2 separate regions of the Homo sapiens genome follow, and region 2 is linked to region 1. A link is an interaction called in ENCODE POLR2A ChIA-PET data of the cell type or tissue named here. Cell type or tissue: A673. All regions are shown on one strand. Links, peaks and the distances in the headings refer to the core of each region. The heading gives the core; the rest is flanking DNA. Region 1 overlaps IPPK (inositol-pentakisphosphate 2-kinase). Region 2 overlaps CENPP (centromere protein P).

Region 1 (9,540 bases), core at 721-8,720:
GGCCTGTTCTCTGAGCAGATCTGTAGTTTTGAGACCTGGACAGGCCCCTGGGTCCCACCCTTCTGCAGCTGCTGTGGGTGTTGACTTGCCTCTAGCCTGTTCACTGCACTGTTGTGATGTTGGGAGTGTTTGGGGGTCACAGTTCCCCTGTTAGGAAGATTCATGCAGTTTTTTCCCTAGGGCATATCCCTTAGATGGCTCTGTGCCGTGACAAGTTTTCTCCTTGAGGAAGGAACATTCTTGGAGGCAAGATCCACCAGAATCCTCTGTGGCAGGAGGACTCGTGTGGTGATGGCCCTTGTTGGCCAGGGGCATGGGATTAGACTCGAGGTCCCATTGGCAACCTGGTGGGGTGAGCGTTAGGGACTGCTCTGAGGGGACAGGATAGGGGAGCATTTCCAGCAATGAGCAGTCTGGCTCCAGGTTTGTCCTCAGTGGGAAGGGTCACAGTAATGAACCCACAGCAAACAGGGCTCAACCCACAAGGCCGCCTGTGAGCGCATTTCCTCTGCCTTAAGATACCGACAAAGTGAAGCAGAGCTTGCTTGCCCTGCAGGTGAGCGTGTCCCAGTAGGACGCCGCTGGGCTCTGGCGCAGTGGGAAAGTAGGTGCAGAGCCCATTCCAGGCTGACGATGCACCCCTCAGGGTCGCTGCATCTGCAGGGCCACACAGGGCCACGTGAGGGAAGAACAGATGTGTCGGTGAGTTAGGCAAAGCGTAGTTTCCCTCCTGTTTGTTGTGGGGCAAGATACAACCAGCCCTGTGATGAGACCGTGAGACAGAGCCAGGGACAGCCACACCCTGGCTCCCAGCCCTGCCCGGTGGGTGTGGCGCTGGTCTGGGCCTGTCTCCAGTGCTGGGTGTGGGAGCTGGAGAGTTTAGGAAATGGGGAAGGGGCAGAAGCTGCTTGCCTTGTTCTTCCACTGTTGCTCCTTACATACTGGAGGAACCTGAAGGCTCAGGAGTTCCACCTCGCTGCTGTGGGCCAAATCCTGGTGAGGTTGGACGCTCTCTGGCGCCAGCCTCAGCTCCGTTGGAACCTCGCATGCTGACAGTTCTGTGCCGTGGCCCAGTTTTCAGGCTGGGGACATGAGTGAAGGGACAGCCAGGCTGGCGGCTCTTTGTCCTTCTGAGCAGTTGTCCCTTTGCCATTTAGAGGGTGATGCCTGGAGGTCCTCCCACATCTCAGCTCCCAGGTTACAGGGAGCTCTGTGGGATTCCAGGGGACAGCTCCAGGATGGGATTTCTGTGGGCTTTCCCTCTGGTCCTCTTAGGTGAATACCTTGTGCAAGAGCTGGTTGGTGCGTCCTCACGTGATTGGATGGTGGCGTGGTCCACACTCGCCAATGTAGTTGGACTTTTAAGAGGATGCTTACTGTCAGTATTTGTTTGTTTTTGTTTTTTATCTTGCTCTGTCACCCAGGCTGGAGTGCAGTGGTGCGATCATGGCTCACTGCAGCCTCAACCTCCCAGACTCAAGTGATCATCCTGCCTCACACCCACCCCCAAGTAGCTGGGACTACTGGTGCGCACCACCGCACCCAGCTAATTTTAGTTTTTCTTGTGGAAATGGGGTTTCACCATGTTGGGCAGGCTGGTCTCGAACTCTTGGGCTCAAGTGATCAGCCCGCCTTGTCCTCCTAAAGTGCTGGGATTATAGGTGTGAACCACTGCTCCAGGCCAGCGTTTTATTTTGACTTTAAACACAGATATGCATATTATAAAATCAGTGATTTACAGCTGTTGGAAATAAACCACCGAGGTCTGCTTTTCACCTGGGTGACTGTGAGTTCAGGCCATGCATGGGCAGACAGCGGTGTGGAGGGTCGTTGCCCTGTATGTGGACCTGAGACCTGCGTAGCTGCTGTGTCTCCCAGCCATATGTGCTGTGGGGTGGGGGCCAAGGCAGAGTGACGGCCTTGTGTGGTTTTGGGCGATGGTTCTCACACGCGAGGCATCCAGAGTCGGCATGCGTGCCTTTTGTGCTTTTGCTTTCTTTGGAGTGGAGCCAGTACTTGGACTTCTTGAGATGATCTAATTTACGAATTTTCTTTTTTTGTTGTTTTTGTTTTTGAGACAAATTCTCGCTCTGTCGCCCAGGCTGGAGTGGCGTGATCTCAGCTCACTGCAACCTCTGCCTCCCAGGTTCAAGCAATTCTCCTGCCTCAGCTTCCTGAGTAGCTGGGACTACAGGCGTGCGCCACCACACCCGGCTAATTTTGTATTTTTAGTAGAGACGGGGTTTCACCATGTTGGTCAGGCTGGTCTTGAAATCCTGACCTTGTGATCCACCAGCCTCGGCCTCCCAAAGTGCTGGAATTACAGGCATGAGCCAACGCTCTTGGCTTCAATTTACAAATTTTCGAATGTTTACATTCCCCACTCTTGTCCATTGTGTCACCTTACCTAATTCTGTACTAAGTTTATAGTAAGTCATATTTTGTTAATTTATAGCATGTTTAGGTAAATGACAAATCAGAAGTGAAACTGGCACAGCCGACTGGGAATGGACAGGGGTGGTGGTGGAGGGGCATGGATGTGACGGCGCAGGGTGGGGAAGGCATGATCTCTGTGGGCAGGATCCCAGCATTCTTAGCCTAGCAGATCTCCTGTGTCCGTTTGGGACTTTTTCAGAAGTCACAATTCTGCCACCCTAGAAACACGAGAGGACAGGGAAGATGGTAAGCAATGTGGCTTAAATAAAAACCTTTCATTTGGGAAACTGCACAGAAGAGCCATGTGGAGGGCAGTGCTGGGCATTGGTTATACCACGTCCTTCAGGGCTGAGGAGGCACAGGCCATCTTCCTGAGACAAGTGATTCTTCAGATGCTGACCTGCTCCTCAGGTGGAAGCGTGAGGTTCTCAGGTTGTCTGAGTGGTCAGTAAGGGTCTTCCATGTGGTCTAAGAACTGCTCTGGGTCCATAAATGCTGTAGAGACCAGAAGGGGGCTCGGAAGGGGTGCTTTGTGGCGAGAGAAGCTGGCTTTGAGGCTGGTCACCACCGTGGGCCCAGCCATTCTGAGAGCTGGCCACCCTGATTGCAGTGAAATGTTGGTGTCTCTATTTAACCTGGACATGTCCTGAAAATAATAGAGCAGCTTTTATTCCCAAAATCCACACACTGATTTTTTTTTAAGCAATAAACTTTAAAAAATATTATAAATTACACATAACATAAAAACCAACAGCTCAACTGTTTTTAGGCATGCAGTTCTGTGGCATTGTGTTCATGTCATTGTGCAATTCACACTGAGAATTTCATGTATTTTCTTACAGGAGGTCGTTCAGCTACCTTTAGAGTTTGTGAAACAGCTTTGTTTAAAGATACAATCTGAAAGACCAGGTAAGGGTGTTTAACTTACAGATATTGTTTGTAATTTAAAATATTCCATTTGAAAAGTGTTTGAAATGATTACCCATGTTAGGTATATGCATTTTTCAGTAATCCTTTTTTTTTTTTTTTTTTTGAGACGGAGTCTCACTCTGTCGCCCAGGCAGGAGTGCAGTGGTGCGATCTCGGCTCACTGCAAGCTCCACCTCCCGGGTTCACACCATTCTTCTGCCTCAGCCTCCCGAGTAGCTGGGACTACAGGCGCCTACCACCATGCTCGGCTACTTTTTTGTATTTTTAATAGAGATGGGGTTTCACCGTGTTAGCCAGGATGGTCTTGATCTCCTGACCTCGTGATCCACCCACCTCGGCCTCCCAAAGTGCTGGGATTATAGGCGTGAGCCACCGTGCCCAGCCAGTTTTCAGTAATTCTTTTGCCAGAAACTTCATTATCAGGGATAGAAATCCTGGGAGCTCATGGATACAATTCTCTGTATCAGAAAACCACAGCACTGCACAGAATATGTGATGAAGAACCAGTAAAGGCAGGTGCGGTGGCTCTCGCCTGTAATCCCAGCACTTTGGGAAGCTGAGGCAGGCAGGTCACCTGAGGTCAGGAGTTCGAGACCAGCGTGACCAACATGGTGAAACACCTTCTCTACTAAAACAAACAAACAAACAAAATATATATATGTACAAAAATTAGCTGGGCGTAGTGGCGGGCACCTGTAATCCCAGCTACTTGGGAAGTTGAGGCAGGAGAATCGCTGGAACCCGGGAGGCAGAGATTTCAGTTAGCTGAGATCACGCCACTGTACTCCAACCCCAGGTGACAGAGTGAGACTCCGTCTCAAACAAACGAACAAAAAAGAACAAATTAATACCACAGAAAACAACATGAGGGAGGAGCTGGAGGTGGAGGGTCTGGGGCAGACTTAGGAACGGGAAGGGTTCCCAGAGGCCTGGGAGAGGCAAAAGGAAACTGAGGTGACCTGAGCTTCAGGAGGGAGGGCCTGGCCCAGGAGGGTCTGCAGCCCAGGGAGCTGTCCCCAACCGGAGTCTAGGCTAGGTCTGTGTCCTTCTGAGGAACAGGGAATCCAAGGGCCTTCTGTGGCATCACCTTCCCCATCCTCATGTTGTCCTTCCCCAATCCCCTCCCATCCCTTCGCCTCTCCCTTTCTCCTCCATCCCCACCCACTCCCTTTTCTGCACTTGCTGGTGGCCTTATGACAGGAATCAGGTCAAACCTTTTTTTTCAGTCAGTGATCAAAGAGATAAATTTCGTGAGTTGAGGGTGGAAATGCCTCTGCCCGGAGCACAGCCAGGCAATGAGGGTGTGGAATTAGCCAGTATAAAATTTTTTCCTGATTTGATTTGGAAAATGAAAGCAAACCATTCTCTGGGTCTGCAGTCTCTGGCTGGGGCAGGGAGGAATGGGCTTCACACTGCAGGAAAGGCTGGGGAGGCGGGAACGCCACAGGACAGTGGCTAGGCTCCAGTTCTTCCTCTCGGTGAATGCAGTCTGAGCCCGGCTCCAGGGTGCTGTCTGCAACTGCTCTGCTGCTCAGCCTGCCATTTCATAACAACCGTGGGAGGTTTATCACACCACAGTGATAAAAACCAGACTTGGAGTAAGGCTCATTATGTTAAAGGAGGAAAGCCTGTCCCTGGGGTGCCTGGAGCCCAGGCTTGTTTGGTTCTGTCCACACCACGGGTTCCAGCAGATCTGGTGCTGGGGAAATATTGGTGCACTGGGGACTGGGAAGGGCCTAGATGTGAGAGAAGGTAGAGCCTGCAGCCCCCTCCTCTTCAAGTTCCTGGGCTAAGGGTGTTGTGGAATTAGGGGACCATCCCCAAGACCACCCTCAGGATTGATAATACGCTAGAAGGACCAACATAACTCACTGTTTTACTTATGGTTATGTTTTATTGCAGGAAAAGGATAAAGATGGGACCAGCCAAGGGGAGAGGTGCAGGGGTGGGGTCCAGGAGAGACCTGGCATGAGCTTCTGGGTCCTCTCCTCAGGGGTGGTGTGGGCAGTATTCACTCTCCCATATGGAGTGTGCCCACCAGGAAGCTCACCAGGCATTGTTGTCCAGAGTTTTCACTGGGGCTCAGGCACATCGACATGGCTGACCATCGGTGTGGCTGACTGCAGTCTCCAGCCTCTCCAGAGTTTGAGCCGATACCATAAGGCGTGAAGCTACCCCCTACATAAACCAAGTTATTTTTTGTTTTTGTTTTTGTTTTTTTTTTTGAGATGGAGTCTTGCTCCTTCGCCAGGCGGTAGTGCAGTGGCGCACAATCTGGGCTCACTGCAACCTCCTCTGCCTCTCTGGTTCAAGCAATTCTCCTGCCTACGCCTCCCGAGTAGCTGGGATTACAGGTGCATGCCACCACGCCCAGCTAATTTTTTGTATTTTTAGTAGAGATGGGGTTTCACCATGTTGGCCAAGATGGTCTTGATCTCTTGACCTCATGATCTGCCCACTTAGGCCTCCCAAAGTGCTGGGATTACAGGTGTGAGCCACCGTGCCCGCCTTTTTTTTTTTTTTTTTGAGACAGAGTCTTGCTCTGTTGCCCAGGCTGGAGTGCAGTAGCACGATCTCGGCTCACCACAACCTCCGTCTCTAGGGTTCAAGCAATTCTCCTGCTTCAGCCTCCCGAGTAGCTGGGACTGTAGGCACGTGCCACCATGCCTGGCTAATTTTTGTATTTTTAGTAGAGACGGGGTTTCACTATGTTGGCCAGGCTAGTCTCGAACTCCTGACCTCATGATCCACCTGCCTTGGCCTCCCAAAGTGCTGGGATAACAGGTGTGAGCCACCTCACCTGGCCTAAACCACGTTGTTACTGTGTGTGTCCCACAATCCCCAGGGAGACATGAGGTTTTCATCAGGTACAGAGATGCCCCCTGGAACCAGGGACAAGGCGGGGCCTGTTTTGGGCAGGGATCATCTCATCTCTCTCACTGACCTTGCTCTGTGTGACCCTTGCTCTGTTTTCCAGAGTCTCGCTGTGACAAGGACCTGGATACTCTCAGTGGTTACGCTATGTGCCTTCCTAATTTAACCAGACTCCAAACCTACCGCTTTGCAGAGCACCGGCCGATTCTGTGTGTAGAGATTAAGGTGACCTGTCGAGGGGCAGATGGTGTGGGTAAAGGGGAAAGGTCAGTCTTGGGTAGTAAGTCCAAGAGTCACGTGCCTTGGGTTCCAGTTCCCACTGAAGTGAGTGGTAGGCACCCTTGGCTCCTGGAAACTCCACTTGTTTCTGTCCTTCCACAGCCCCCACCTGCGTTCTGGTTCCTGCCATGGCTCCCAGATCCCAGGTTTAGGCTCATTCCTGGTAGCTCATGATAGAAGACCCCACCCACCCTGCATGCCTGGGCTAAAACAAGCCCTGGTTGAGGGTCACCAGAGGGAAGCGCGTTGGGTCCCCCTGACCCGTTTTCCTCAGAGGGCACAGCTTGCCAGGGTCCTCTGGGTTCTTCCTCTGTGCCCCTCCCTGCTGGCCATGCCTGCTTGGTGCTTGGCTGCTGTTTGCTGTGCTGCAGGAGCCCCATCTGCAGGTTGCCCTGTAGACTGGGGAGCTCTCTTTGTCCTGCTCAGGACGAATTTTCCTGGAGGCACAAAGGCCAGTGTGACCCTCAGAGGCACTGGTGTGTCATGGCCAGGAGTCCTGAATTTCTCTGGTGCCAGGCAGTGGGGGCTGGATGGGCCAGGGCCCCCCTTGCTTCAGCTCTCTGCTTCCCATGTCGGGGGTGGCTGTCAGGGTCCCTCAGGAAGCTGCCTCACATGCCCTGGCCTTTGTTCCCCTCCTCCAACTCTAAGGCAGCAATTTCTGGGTCACACTCCTGGCCTGAGCTCATGCCTCCTGATCCTCCTCACTTGTGGGTGGATGTTCTGCTTCCCCAGCCACCATCTCCAGTGCCCGAGGCTCAGCACAGGCCTGCGTGTGGTGTATGCTCAGAGGCTGCAGCTTTTAGAGGGCACTGGGGCTTCCTTGACCTTCTGGGAGCCTAGCAACTATCAGATGGGCCTCTGTCGGGCCATGTGCTAGTGTCAGTGGGAACAATGGTTCCGATTCTTGGAGCTGGGAGTCCTGGGTCCATCTCTACTACTAGAGGCTTGCAGTCACATTCTTGAATGAAAGCATGAAGCTATTGTGTGTTGTGCTTGTGTTGAGCTAGTGCAGAGGCACCACTGACCCTCCCCAGTGAGAGTTCCGGCCGTGGGTCCTCTAGCGGAGATGTTTGTGTGATCTGATGCAGGAAGTGTTGTTCCCGCTGGGAGGTGCAAATGAAAACAGCTTCTGGGGCCATTTATGCCTAATTATCTTGCTGCACTCATTATCTTGTAGTCAGTGATATGTCTATTTAGAGGTATGTGATTTCTTCCTAAATATTTTTCCTCCTTATTTGTTTATTTTACAGCCAAAATGTGGGTTTATTCCTTTCTCGAGTGATGTCACGCATGAGATGAAGCATAAGGTCTGTCGATACTGCATGCACCAGCACCTCAAGGTGAGAGCCAATGCCCAGCTGTGGGCTACTCTAGCTGCACGCTGGGGATCTGGGCTGAGGCATGGACACACACAGTTTTCAGAAGAGTAAAAGAAAATATGGATATTTTTAGTTGACATTTTATTTCACAAAGTGATTCATGTTCAACTTTTTTATTTTTTAAATTTAGAGACAGGGTCTCTGTCACCCTGTCAGGCTGGAGTGCAGTGATGCAATCATACTCACTGCAGCCTCCACCTCCTGGACTCATGCAGTCCACCTGCCTTGGCCTCCCAAAGTGCTGGTGTGAGCCACTGCGCCCGGCCCGTGTTCACCAGATTCACTCTTTTAAATATATAATTCAGTTTTAGTCTCTTCACAAGGTTGTACAATCACCACTTCTATCTAGTTGCTGACATTTTTATCACTTCAAAGCAAGGTGTCTTCCTCTTTCTATGAATATGGTATATTACATGATTTTCGCATGTTGGACCAACCTTGCATTTCTGGGATAAATCCCAGTTGCTCATGGTGTATAATACTTTTATATGCTGCTGAATTCAGTTTGCTAGTTTTTTGTTGAGGGTTTTTGAATCATAAGGGATGTTGGTGTGTAGTTTTCTAGTGGTGTCTGGCTTTGGTACTAGTGTAATAACTGGCTTCATGGAATGAGTTAGGAATTATTTTCTTTTCACTCTCCAGTTTTTTGAAGGAGTTTCAGTATTGGTATTGATTCTTCTTGAAATGTTTGGTAGAATTCACTAGTGAAGGCATTTGGTCCTGGGATTTTCTTTGTTAGAAGATTTTTGATTACTGATTCAGTCTCTTGTTACCAATCTGTTGAGATTCTCTTATTTCCTGAGTGGGTTTTTTTGGTAGTTGTGTGTTACTAGGAATTTGTCCATTTTCATCTAATGTGATGGCATACAGGTCAGTAGTAGTGTCCCCTTCTTTCATATCTGACTTTAGTAATTTGGTTTCTGTCTCTTTTTCCTTGGTCTAGCCACAGGATTGTGTCATATTTGTTGATCTTTCAAAGAAACAACTTTTGGTTTTATTCAGTTTTCTGCTCCCCTCTCCCCCATTTTCTATTTCATTTGTCTTCACTTTAATCTTTACTGTTTCCTTCCCTGTGCTTGGATTGGGCTTAGTGTGTTATTCTTTTTCTAATTTTATTTTTTTATTTTTTTTGAGACGGAGTCTCGTTCTGCACCCAGGCTGGAGTGCAGTGAGTAGCTGGGACTATAGGCGCCCGCCATCATGCCTGGCTAATTTTTTGTATTTTTAGTAGAGACGGGGTTTCACCATGTTAGTCAGGATGGTTTCAATCTCCTGACCTCGTGATCCACCTGCCTCGGCCTCCCAAAGTGCTGGGATTACAGGTGTGAGCCACCGTGCCCGGCCTCTAGCTTTTTATTGTAGAAAGTTAGGTTATTCATTTAAGATCATTCTTCTAATAAATCTTTAAGTAACTGCTTTCTCTTCATCCCATACATTTTGGTATGTTGTGTTTTCATTTTATCTTAATTCATTCTCTGATTTCTCTTTTGCTTTCTTCTTTGACGAACTGATAATTAGGAGTGTTTACTTTTTACACATTTGTGAGTCAAATTTTCTTTTGTTACTGATTTCTAGTTTCATTCCACTGTATTTGGAGAACATTGTTTGCATGATTTCACTCTTAAAATGTATTGAGACTTGT
Region 2 (8,000 bases), core at 1-8,000, 150 kb after region 1:
CCAGACGTTGTTGTCCAGGGTGCAAAGGCCCTCCCAGAATTAGCTGAGTGTGGTGGTGGGGGCCTGCAATGCCAGATACTCGGGAGGCTGAGGCAGGAGAATTGCTTGAACCCGGGAGGCGGAGGTTGCAGTGAGCCAAGACCACGCTATTGCACTCCAGCCTGGGTGACAGAGCAAGACTCTGTCTCTAAATAAAATAAAATAAAATTTAAAAAATGTAAAAAAAGGCCCTCCCAGTGTACTTCTCTCTGAGCACCAACCTTCACTCCACTGTGCACAGCCACTCCAGGGCTAGTCTCCTCTCTCCCTGAGCAAACCCACATGGTCTTTCACCTACATGTGCTCAGCTGGCTATTTCAGCTTGGAAGTTCCTCCTACTTCTATCTAAATCTTTCTGTCTGTAGGAGCCTGGCACTTTCATACCACTCACATCTACACTGCTTTTTCTTCTTTTAATCTTCCAGCATTTATTATTTCTATTCCTGATGCAACCGTCTTTGCTGTTGCCTAAGAGCAGAACGGAGTCCCACATGGCATTCGGTGCAATGCCCATGAAGGGGGTTGAATAGAAAACATCCCCTAATCTGGGAATTTTGGCCACACCCTGAGCCTCTGACTCAGATGCCTTTGGGTATTATCATTGCTGAGCTGTCCATTTTGCAGCACAGAACTTCCATTTGACCTGGATCATACCACTCCTGAGACTAGTAGAAACAAAGTAGAAAAAATTTGTTTGTATAAAGGCCTTTCTTGCTAGTTCAATCTGAATGCATGGAGAATTTTTGATCATCATTCTTTCAAAGCTTCCATTTGGCTGCACTCTGTGCCAACAAGTGAGTAACTATGATGGGAATTCACTGTTCTGGTTTACTTCTGACTCCCTTGTTCAGAGACTGAGGGTGAGCCAGGGAAAGTGTTCTTTTCTGTGTCCTAGAAAAAGAAATCATTCATTGCATTAAACTTCTACCCACCCCATTGCCTATTATGCTGCCACTTCATACATCTATGTCTTTGCAATGTTTCCAATGACTGTCCACAACTTTCTATTCCTTTCCTACCTGAATTCCAAATCCCTGTTCAGCCACCACAATTTCTATGGAAACTCCTCTGCCTCTCTTTCCTATCTCCCTCCCTCTCTTCTCTCTTGCTTCTGTTCCTTACACATATTGTTAGCACCTAGCATTTCAATGATTTTTTTCAGGTCTGCCTCACTACTGGACCATGCATTTAGTTCTGGTTGAATTGAGCATCTGGGATGTACAAAGTACTTAAGAAAAGGTTTTATAGGAGGATACAAAGGTTTAAAAAAAACTGTATTTGCCCTCCAAATAAACCGGCCATTTCACATGACATTTCAAAAGGCTACAAAAATTTGCATGGTTTTTCAATTATCCTAATATTCTAATACTTTTATTTTTTATAGACTTAAATCAGTTGGTCACCTTAGAATTGGAAGGAAACAATCTCAGTGAAGCCAATGTCAATCCTTTAGCTTTCAAACCTTTGAAGAGCCTAGCCTACTTGCGTCTGGGAAAAAATAAATTTAGAATTATACCGCAGGGTCTTCCTGGTTCTATTGAGGTAACAATATATTTTTTTAGTGTTTTAAATGTATTATATTTGAAATATGGTACACTACAACAAAATATATTTTAAGACTATTGTGATGTAAATTAAACTCTAGTTTCATGCTGTATACAGAATTTCCTGTAATTTAAGCATTGTTTTTTCTTCAAGCAATACAAAATTCTGAATCGAAATTATAATTACTAGTAGAGACACCTGATACAGTGAAAAATGGTACTTCTGATAGCTCTTGGGGGAAATGGGAGAAATGAATTGAGAATTTAAATGAAACCACAACTTCCATGAGGTACTCTGACTCTCAAGACAGTGTAAACTGCCCCAATCTAGAAATGTGACGCTTATCACAGAAGCTCAAACAGGTATTAACCGTAACAGAGTGTCCACTCACAAATTCCAGGCAAAACCACAGACACTCTGACCTAACAGTAACTTGCATGGATACAAGTGTTGTACAAAGAAGGCCTCTGACTGTTTCAGCAACTCTGTAGCTTACAAGTTTTCACCCAGTTCCTACCAAAACTGTCCTGTGACTAACTCCAGGCCCCAAACCCCAGCCTTGCTTCATTATCCTCTAGAGATGCCCCACAGGTCCCCAGATGTGTGGTCTCCTTGCTGCAGGATGTGCTCCTGGGGGTCTTTGGCTGATGAATGTCAACACCCCTCATTTCCTGCGTTAAAAACACTGAGGTGGACCGTGCAGTGGCTCACGCCAGTAATCCCAGCACTCTGGGAGGCTGAGGCAGGAAGATGGCTTGAGGCCAGGAGTTTGAGAGTAGCCTGGGCAACATAGTGAGACCTTGTCTCTAAAAGATATATTAAAAAAAAATAGCCAGTCATGGTGGTGCACACCTGTAGTCGTAGCTGCTCAGGAGGCTGAGGTGGAGGATCACTTGAGCCCAGGAGTTTGAGGCTGCAGTAAGCTAGGATCGTACCACTACACTCCAGCCTGGGCAACACAGAGAGACCCTGTCTCTACAAACCACACCCCACCCTGCCTGCCAAAAAGAACACTGAGGTCCAGAGAGTCTATACATACTGGCAGACCCCGTGGGAACCCAGGTTTCCTTACTAAGCTCCGTTTCTCCTAGACCACATGATCATCCAGCCAGAAGTCAGGATGGAGCATTCTCCGGCTGCAGCCCCAGCAAGCCAGAAAAGAGGGTCATCTATTGTGATCTTATGTGGCTGTCATGGCTACCACCCTTCCTCTTCTTCCTATTTCCAGATTAAGTGACAGAGTTATGTAACACTGACATTTATCAGTAGGCTGGCTTTCCATCAGAATCTCCTGGGTTCTTAAGAAATACAGACTCTTGGACCTACCCCAGATATGCTAAGTCAGATTCTTTGTGGGACAGGGCCAGAAATGAATAATTAAAAAATTAAAATTTAAATAGATAATGCATACACATGTTAAAACACATACATACACAATGAGGATAATACAAAAGAGCAATCTGCCCCACTGTGAGCCTGAGCTTCCCATACTGACTTCTCTCTCTCCAGAGGGATCCACTCCTACCAGTCTGGAAAGCACTGGGCATACAAGCGCACAAATGCGTGGCACATACTACAAATCCTTCTAAAGCCACTGCTGTACACCTGCCTCACTTAACCATGCAGCCTCAAGGCTGTCTCATGTCATTCTTTCCTACAGCTGCAGAGTTTTCAACATATGGACAGGTGTGCCAGGATTTATTTGACTAGTCTCTTACTGATCTAGCTCACCTCCTAAATACATATGCAGGTAAAAGCAAAAAGTTGAAAATTGTTTTACTAATTTCTAACAAATACCAAAATTAACAAAGAGGGAAATTCTCACAGGTGGAATAGAAGGTGACACTAAAGATATATGCCAGTTTTACCTCTGAATTCTAACAAGAGAACAAGGAGAATTTTTATAATGCAGATCCTTTAGTGAAAAACTCCCTCTAATGCCAACTAAACTTAACTTGAAGGCAGCTAGCTATTAAAAACTTATTAACAGTTCTAGAAAACTTCTCCTTGGTTGTAAATTAAGGCTGTTAATTAACTTTAATTAATTATAACAAAAGCAAATCTAAAAACATGAGCCTAAAATATTATAGACCACATGAAATAGTAGGAAACAGGCAGCCTGGGAGCTGGAGGCTCGGCTAGGACAAGCCCCTCTCAGCATTAGTCATGTAACCACGGGTGGGCTTCCCTGTCTCTCCAGGCCCAACTTAACTCCACTGGTAAGTAGAGATTAAAATATCTGTCTACTTTTCAGAGTTTTTAAGCCCAAATGAGATAATTTATGTGAATAAGTTTTATAAAATAGAGAGCCTTGTATAATTATTTTGGTATGCCATTTCTTGCAACATATTATAGCTAATACATTTTAAATAAAATTCATTTGATTCCATAACCATGGCAGTGTGTTTTATTTTACTAATTAGTTATAAAATTTGACAACTTTCCTGTAATTCCAGCACTTTGGGAGGCCGAGGCGGGTAGATCACTTGAGCTTAGGAGTTCGAGACCAGCCTGAGCAACATGGTGAGACCCTGTCTCTACAAAAAATACAAAAATTAGCCAGGCTTCATGGCGCATACCTGTAGTCTCAGTCACTTGTGGGACTGAGGTGGTAGGATCACTTGAGCCTGGGAGGTCAAGGCTGCAGTGAGCCATGTTTGTGCCACTGCACTCCATCCTGCGTAACAAAGTGAGACCCTGTCTCAAAAAAAAAAAAAAAAAAAAAGACAACTTAAAAATATGAGCTTACTTGAAAGAGCAGTAAGACTCTTTAGATAATACTAATGATAATAGTCTATGTCACTATTTTAGTCTCCATGAAATTGAACGTATCAACTAACACAAAAGAAAAATAATAGTCTTCTCTCTTAATTATAGGAATTATACCTAGAAAATAACCAAATTGAAGAAATAACTGAAATTTGTTTCAATCATACCAGAAAGATCAATGTCATTGTACTACGTTATAACAAAATTGAAGAAAATAGGATTGCTCCTTTAGCCTGGATAAATCAAGAGTAAGTACATGCTACAATTTAAATTTTATTGAACTATTTCTTCCTCTCGCTATTATTAAACAGAGTATGGAAACTGGGAATGGGATAAGTGAGGGAGGTGACGATACTGAAGGGCTCGGAGACAGAATCGTTTCTTAGTGAACCCTTACCCTATCCCCAAAGTGGGCTACTTCATGCAGTTTCCAACCTGTGCGCTGCATGACTGGTGTTAGGATTATTGCAGTAACTACTGTTGTTGTCACCATACTGCATACTGGACACCCTATCATATGCCAAGTGCTGAGCTAGCAAGAACTGAGCCCCAGCTGTCTGACTTCGAGGTCTGCCCACTAGTGGTCAAATGCCACTCTAGCTCTGTCTACCTCACAGGTTGTCAGGAGGTTTGAATGAAGGATTATTCCCCTGCACACAGTGAGAAAGAAATCTGCCATACTCCTTCTCCTCATCATCATTAGGTGGAAGCACCAGGCTCCAGAGCCCAGGCCTGTTCTCCTACACTACACAGCCTTCTTTTCTCCAAACTATTTCTTCACCTCAACTCTTACAAAATAGACTGAAGAATGCTTGGCCTAACAGTGCAGGCCAAAAGTAGACTCTGTCTTCCTGGACAAGAATCAGCAGCCTCTGGCTATAGCTTTCAGTGAAGGGGGAGGGAGTCAGAAGCAAGCCCTGCAGCAAATCCAGCAGACAACTGGGATCTGGGATTGCGTGTCCTGGAACTATGTGCCTAAGTAGCACAGCCTGGGACACGTGTCATTCAGAAGCAGGATGGAGAGGCCAATTGGGCTCAGCAGCATGTGGCACTGAGCCCACTGTAGGCAGAGAAGTCTTCATCAGGTGAAAAGAGGGCGTGGGGCAGAAGCCTTAGGAGACTCAGGTGGGGTTCCTGAAACAAGCCAGTGAGTTCACCACGTTCCCCAGATCTTCTAGATGATTAACAGCATTTTCTAGATTCCCTCAGGCTCGCCTCAAGTCCCAGGTGTGCCAGGTCATCAAATCAAATGTGGAATGAAAATGTAGGGGAAGGGGAACCAAAACAAGCCAAAACAAACCAAACTTCCTTGCTGGAACCAGAGACAACTTTACAGATAGGCATTTAGATGCATGCTGGGATTCACGGGATTTCATTTTGGATTCAACGCATCAACCGTACAGATATTTTAGTCTTTGGGCCTCAGTATTGCCTCTAGGGATATGAGTTTTTCCCTCCTAGTCTTTGATGCTCCTCTCGCATGGACTCACATAGCTGGGAGGCAGTATGGCACCCTGGTAAGGACATGCAGCTTGGTGCAAGAGACTAGGGCTGGCTATACCTGGAAAAGTTCCTATTTGGAATCATCACTACAAACTGGGTGCTTATAGGAAAATGGACCAGCATCGAGACTGGCCTTATCAAAATTTAGAGCTGATGATCACCATCCTGATGTCCCTACCCTGTTTACTTTTTTCTTTGCTGCAGAAATCTAGAATCCATTGATCTCTCCTACAACAAGCTCTATCACGTCCCGTCCTATCTACCCAAGTCCTTGCTGCACCTAGTACTCCTTGGGAACCAGATTGAACGGATCCCTGGCTATGTGTTTGGCCACATGGAACCAGGCCTGGAATACTTGTACCTGTCATTTAACAAACTTGCTGATGATGGCATGGACCGTGTCTCCTTCTATGGGGCATATCATTCTCTGAGAGAATTATTTCTGGATCACAATGACTTAAAATCTATACCACCTGGGATACAAGAAATGAAAGCACTACATTTTCTGAGGCTGAACAACAACAAGATACGGTAAATTTTGGCTTTTTCAAGTATCTGTTTAAATTTTGGTTGGCAAAATATATGATAAAACAACCATGACATGATCTCTGGGATTTACGTTAAGGGAAAAAAAAATGGTGCTAAGGGGTTGGATTAAACAAGATTGGCAAATGTTAGTAATTACCAAAGGTGGATGACAGGTATGTGAGGATTCATTATAAGCTTTTCCTACTTTTGCACATGTTTATAAATTTCCATAGTTAAAACATCTTTTGGTCAGGTGCAGTGGCTCACGCCTGTAATTCCAGCACTTTGGGACGCCAAGGCGGGCGGATCACCTGAGTTCAAGAGTCTGAGGCCAGCCTGGCCAACATGGTGAAACCTCGTTTCTACTAAAAATACAAAACTTAGCAGGGCGTGGTGGTGCGTGTCTGTAATGCCAGCTACTCAGGAGGCTGAGGTGGGAGAATTGTTTGAACCTGGGAGGCAGAGGTTGCAGTGAGCCGGGATGGTGCCACTGCACTCCAGCCTGGGTGACAGAGTGAGACTCCATCTCAAAAAAAAGATTAACAGATTATTATATATAACACTTAGAACTTTAGAGAGAGGTTCAAATGAGTCTTCAAAGCAATAGATTATGTTACTACTCCTACCTCCATGTATAAATAAATAAAACTAATCTATAAAGCATAAAACGTAAATATATGCTAAAATTAAAACTGCTTCTATCTAGTTTTTTCTGAAGTCAGATTTCTGAATACATTTATTAAGACTCACTTTCCCTACTTTTGGGAACACATTTTTCTGCATGTGTTCAGCTTATATACTGAATCATCACTCCTGCCTAGATGGCATGAGTGTCTTGAGAATTAATCCAGAATATTTTGTTAGTAAGGTCTTTATCATTGGCAGTGAGGGAGACAATAACCTTGTTGTTCTGTCCCTGAGAATTATGCCTCTTAGTCTTTCCCCTTCTCTAAAAGTCCAAATAAACTAAATGCCTACAAAGACAAAACAAAAACACAGAAAAGTTCGTGTTTTTAAAGGTACTGGAGGAAGAGATGGGGGTTTGGGAAGACTTTGTAAAATTCAGTTTCAAAATTTTTTGGCAAAAATACTTCACAGGTTGTGCCATATGCTTCATACTGCATTGCATCAGAAGGCGTCTAATGTTTGTCCCACCTTTTTTGATTCTAAAATTGATCACTGGATTGAAGTGGTCACAGCCTGGTATCTCCTAAGACAAATTTACTCCTCCATCATTGAACCAATGGTTTCACTCACAGATGAATGTTGTTTGAATTCTTATTTCATTAGAGGTAACAAAATGATGAATTTCTATTTTTGCCATGCTTCTCATGCTCATTAGCTGGAATTCCTCTGTAAAAAATTTTTTGCTCATCAACTAGGGCTGCTTTGTCACTTTGAAAGGAAAGAAAAAAGCTCAGTTCTTTCCTTTAAACCACCAGTGGGAGTAAGAAGTTGGAGCCTGAATGTTTTTGCTTTATTTTGTTTTAGGGTTCTCTCTTTTTCTGGTGAATCAATATATACTTAGGCTTTCATGTAAGCAGTTATGTTTCAATCAATTGCAGTCATCTGGACAATGGTCGCCATTCAAACTGGCTCTTGTGTCTGCTCACTTG

What was found. ChIA-PET counts read pairs that join two places held together with the same protein. Peaks named below come from ENCODE experiments on the same cell type or tissue, not always from the same donor. Only the 100,000 strongest peaks of a DNase experiment are listed, where the experiment ranks them.
Region 2: POLR2A ChIA-PET joins it to region 1 with 11 read pairs; 2 of 35 experiments call an interaction of 5 or more read pairs at or near these places.

Annotation. Positions count from the first base shown.
Region 1 is chr9:92,646,378-92,655,917 of GRCh38, reverse strand. It overlaps IPPK (inositol-pentakisphosphate 2-kinase), which reads left to right. Exons shown (of 13, transcript NM_022755.6): 4 at 3,279-3,345; 5 at 6,344-6,465; 6 at 7,770-7,859. Among named protein-coding and RNA genes, the nearest start is that of IPPK, 19 kb to the left of the region's middle. In A673, for the core only: no CTCF peak of the experiment used is centred there; a DNase peak (open chromatin) is centred at 4,917; H3K27ac peaks cover 1,323 bases.
Region 2 is chr9:92,499,114-92,507,113 of GRCh38, reverse strand. All of the region lies in intron 5 of CENPP (centromere protein P), which reads right to left. It overlaps ECM2 (extracellular matrix protein 2), which reads left to right. Exons shown (of 10, transcript NM_001393.4): 7 at 1,424-1,581; 8 at 4,462-4,601; 9 at 6,061-6,387. Among named protein-coding and RNA genes, the nearest start is that of ASPN, 21 kb to the right of the region's middle. In A673, for the core only: a CTCF peak has its summit at 4,953 (motif pointing left); a DNase peak (open chromatin) is centred at 3,763.